Linked DNA regions of Homo sapiens: region 2 is linked to region 1. A link is a loop called in an ENCODE intact Hi-C map of the cell type or tissue named here. Cell type or tissue: GM12878. All regions are shown on one strand.

Region 1 (2,500 bases):
TAGAGCAGAGGTGTCCAATTTTTTTGGCTTCCCTGGGCCACTTTGGGAGAATTGTTGGGCCATACATAAAATACACTAACACTAATGATAGCTGATAAGGTAAAACAAATGGCAAAAGAATCTTATGTTTTAAGAAAGTTTACAAATTTGTGTTGGGCCGCATCCAAAGCTGTCCTGGTTGCATGTGGCCCACGGGCCATGGGTTGGACAAGCCTGCTGTAAAGGGAGGTGGGTGGCAGGACTGAGATTCCCACTTCATGGAGGAGGAGCCTGAGGCTCATGTTGGGAAGCAGACACACATTCACCCAGCCAGTCAGCCAGTAAGTCCAGCCTCACTCTTGGCATTTTAACTGCCCTTTCCACTGTGCTCTCTTGCCTGATGCAAGGAACCCAACAAGTAGAATGTTCAAATGAAATAACCTGACTGGGAAGTGCTATGTAGACATATACACAAGGATTCTTAGAAAATCCAAATGAATGACTTGTATGGAGTATGCTCATTTTGAATACACCTAGGCCTTATGAAGAGTCAAGTTTCAAGGTTTAGTCAATTTTCCATGCTACATATTTCCCCATGCACCCAAAAGAAGTAGAGTGGGCTTAAAGTGACCAGTTTCCCCATTTGGTTGCCCCAGTGTTTCTTGTGGCTAGGGTGCCGCAGTGTTCCCTGTAGCTAGGGTGCAAGGGGAGGGTTTGCAGGGAAAGACTTCTTTCTTCTATATTAGAGTTTCTCTAACTTTAGTGGGCGTAAAACCACCATGGAGGGCCTGTTAAAAATACTATTTTCTAGTCCCCATGCCCAGAAATTCTTGTTTAGTAGGACTGGAGTGGGAGCAGGAAATCTGCATTGTTATATGACATTCCAAGTGATTCTGATGCATCTGGTCCAATAGATTGTACTTTGGGAAACACTGATCAACAACAAGGTTTAAGGGCCTTTAATTCCTAGAGTCCCATTTAATTAGCAATTATATGCCCGGGTGTCAAGCACTTTTGGGCTTCAGGAAAAAAGTTAAGAAGGTCTGAAGCCTATCTTCTAAAAGTCAACAAGCCCCAGATTCACTTTATCATTCTGGCTAAAGACCTCTGGGAAGACAATGACCCAAACTAGGAGCAGGATGCTTGGCTCTTAATTGGAATTACAATAGAAGACGCTTAAGAAGCAGTAAACTGTCGTGCCGTAGGTCTTGGACTGTCAGAGTGAGGACAAGGATGTCCTATGTATCCCTTGTGAGCACATACCGTGGGATGAGGGATTACAGGTCCAGGCTAGCAGGCTCCTGGCTGCTCGATGGGGGCACTAAGGACTCCTACATCCTCAGAAAGGAGGAGTCATAACTTGTTATGTGCCCCTGCACAGGAGGGGAATTCTGCGTTTTACTCGCAGGCCAACTTTCTCAGCCTTTTCTGGGTCACCAAAGCCAGCCCAGGTGCCCTGTGCCACTGGCACAACCCCAACCTAAAGGCCCTCGTCATTCTCCTATCTAGCCTAGTCCTTTATTCAGCAGAGACGAAGTTGTAGATTTTTTTCTAAGTAGGATTTTCTAACTCCAGAAAATAATATAGGTTTATTAAAGAAAAATTGGAGAATACTAAGATATGAAAATAATAAAACAGTTAAAAATTGCCCATAATTGCATTACCTAAATACAATCACGACTCAGATTCTGGTGCGTTTCCTTTTAGCCTTTTTTTTTCTGTATATAGGCTTATTATTTATTTGCGCTGTCTATATTACAATGTGTGCACATTTTGCATCCTGCCTTTTTTTCATTTAAAAATATCATACGCGTATTTTCAGTTTATCATATAAGCTTCTGAATTATACACTTAAAAATAATTGCATAATAATTCATTGAGTGAATCAACATTATTTGCATAGCTCAATATCTGGCACCTAGAGGACATTTGAAAAATATTTGTTGTATGAATTAATGGATTGATGGATGAATGCATTTCCCTATTATGTCTATTATGCCCTTCTACCCCAGGAAATTTAGTTAAGGATAAAGATTTTCAAAGGTAATGTAACACTAAGTAATTAAGTGGCAGAGTAGGCAGGTGGTCAAAGAAAAGGGACAGGGCAGAACTGCTAACTTAGTTACTAAATCAATTTTTTAAAGAATTCTGACCTCTGTATTTCCTCTTCTCTTTTTTCCCAAAAGAGTAGATGCTTTGGTCCACCTGGAGCTTTTTCATAGCTATTAATATCCCCATTTTACAGGGGAGGAAACTAAGCTTCAGAGAGATTAAATAACCCTCCCAAGATTACATGGCTAGAACATAGCAGAATTGAGCTTCCAATCTAGGTTTGTGAGTTTCTGTAGCTTTGTTCCTTTATTACATTATACCTCTTGAGAAAAAGGCAACAAAGAAGGACGGCTGTCATGGGTTTGTACCTCATGTAGAGCTGCCTTGGAAGCAGAGCAATTTCAGTTTCCGAGGACTCTGGGATTGGACCAAGCAGGCAGATTTTGTGCCATGAGGGAGCCCAAAAAAA
Region 2 (2,500 bases), 580 kb after region 1:
AACTATGTATATTTCATTTGTGGGTTCATCCCCAATTTCTCTAACATTGTACATAGCACAAAATAGAGGTCCCAATAGCAGCATGAATGAATTCCATGCCAAAGCATTTAAACATCATCCTGAAGGCTAAGAAGATCATTCAATGGTTTCAAGCATCTAGGGACATCGCTAGATTTCAATTTTATATAGGCTGTGGTTGAAGGGTGGAGAATAAATGGGAGGGGTTAACACTGGATGTGAGAAGCAGGTCTATAAGGCTATTGTAGTAATCCAGGCGAGAGAAGATGGTGGGCAGGGATGGGGGATTTGGAAAATTGGGTAAATTTAGGAGGCATTTAGCAAATTGCATTAACAGGACAGGGTAACTGATGAGAAAGAAGATGGAAAGAAGAATGTGTCAAAGATGATACTACCAGTTTGATGATTTGAACAACAAGGTGGTACTATTTACTGAAATTGGGAATATTGGTAAATGAGTGAGTTTGTGAGGCAGAGAAGGGTATCATTGGTGGGGCTATGGCATCGGAAAGGGGTGTGGGAAAATTGGAGGCAAGGAGAGTAAGGAAAATATCAGTTTCATTTTGGAAACATTGAGTTTAAGGCATCTGAAGGATATTCAGATTACTGTGTATTCAGTACCCAGTTGACTATATATCTGAGGCTCAGAAGAAAAATCTGGAAATATAGATACGGGAGTTGCATATAGATAGCAGTTGAAAGTATATGTCCCTTTTGGTTGGCTCCTTTTTTGTTGCTGTTGTTTGTTTTGAGAAGAAGTCTCACTCTGTCACCCAGGCTGGAGTGCAGTGGTGCGATCTTGGTTCACTGCATCCTCCGCCTCCCAGGTTCAAGTGATTCTCCTGCCTCAGCCCTCCAAGTAGCTGGGATTACAGGCGCGCACCACTACGCTCGGTTAATTTTTGTATTTTTAGTAGAGACGAAGTTTCGCCATTTTAGCCAGGTTGGTCTCGAACTCCTATTCTCCTCCCAAAGTGCTCAGATTACAGGGGTGAGCCACTGCGCCTGGCCTGGTTGGCTCCCTTAATGACTCCTTTTATACCCCGGCCCAGTGAGCTCTGCCTAAAAGCTAATTCACCACAACTTGAATTCCTAATGAGTATTTAATCTTCTTCCTAATGTCTTGTAACCCAGCCCAGGCCCCAGCGGTACCATCTAATGAATCCCTCAGGAGACTAAGATTCCACATCCTAAAGTTAGTGCCGCTTGTAGCCACAGCTCTCAGCTTCTAACAGCACAAGGGTGCCCTCTAGTGTTCAGCATGATGCATACAGGGGCACAGAGAACTCTGAATTGTGAACCTCGCCTTTCAACCAGGATCACTGCCCTGCCACCTTCACTTCTGGGGAAATTCACTAGCCACATACAACCTCAAATTTGGAGGGACTCTAAGTACTTCAGATTCTAGCAGGGCATGAAGAGAGTCAGGCAAGCCGTACTCTCTTAAGGCAATGTATTTTTTCAGTTGCCCATCACAGTTAGGGAGTAGCCTGTAGTGTCATCTCTTGAGTAGAACCGTCTAGGTTCTCAGTAAGCCTCAGGGGGAAAACTACAAGATAGATTGGTCAGAGTTATACTATTATTTCAGAAATAATAAGCCACAGAGTGTAGATACATATGTGTCTACCAAACTAGAGAAACACAAGGACCCATGCCACAGGCCTCCTGGTTGCACTAGTCTCTTAATATATCCTACAGCAGGGTTAACCACTTTGTCCACAGGTGCCACTCCCATCACTAGAAACTTTTGTATACTAACCAGGGAGCCAGGGTGAAAGTGGAAGGATCATCTTTTACCCTTACCTACAAAGGGCTGTGGGAAGGGCAGTACATCATAAGGAATTCTGGGTGGTACACTCACCTTTACACTAGTGAAGAGATCCCCTTGTTCATATAGCAGATTAGGAAGAATAGAGATCCTCCTATAGGATCGGTGTGCTCATGAGATAACATGCAATAGGAATCGGCGTGCTCATGAGATGAGATAACATGCAACAAAACCCCAGTATTACTACTGTGTTACTGCTTCTACTCAACCCTCTACAGAGTGGAGATCCAAGTGCCTACCTCACTATAGCCTAAGAAAACCTATGCCCTAAAAAAGAACAAAATCATGTCCTTTGCAGCAACATGGATGCGGCTGGAGGCCATCAGCCTAAGTGAATTAATGTGGGAACAGAAAACCAAATACCGCATGTTCTCACTTATAAGTGGGAGCTATGCATTGGCTATACATGCACACAAAGATGGGAACAATAGATACTGGGGATCCCAAAGTGGGGGGAAGGGAGGGGGCAGGGGTTGAAAAACTACCTATTGGGTGCTATGTTCACTACTTGGGTGAAGAGATCATTAGAAGCCCAAACCTCAGCATCACGCAATATACCCATGTAACAAACCTGCACATGTACCCCCTGAATCTAAAATAAAATGTTTTTAGAAAAGAAGAAAAAAGAAAACCTATGCTTTTCATCTTATTTTG

The links. A loop is a pair of places that touch in the nucleus more often than their neighbours do. Peaks named below come from ENCODE experiments on the same cell type or tissue, not always from the same donor. Only the 100,000 strongest peaks of a DNase experiment are listed, where the experiment ranks them.
Region 2: it touches region 1 in a loop (2.5-fold over the local background); 9 of 110 quality-filtered maps call a loop at or near these places.

Annotation. Positions count from the first base shown.
Region 1 is chrX:131,053,956-131,056,455 of GRCh38, forward strand. The region is part of intron 1 of LINC01201 (long intergenic non-protein coding RNA 1201); the gene reads right to left. Among named protein-coding and RNA genes, the nearest start is that of LINC01201, 2.9 kb to the right of the region's middle. In GM12878, no CTCF peak of the experiment used is centred here; no DNase peak of the experiment used is centred here.
Region 2 is chrX:131,632,449-131,634,948 of GRCh38, forward strand. No RefSeq gene overlaps it. Among named protein-coding and RNA genes, the nearest start is that of OR13H1, 90 kb to the left of the region's middle. In GM12878, a CTCF peak has its summit at 1,269 (motif pointing left); a DNase peak (open chromatin) is centred at 1,253.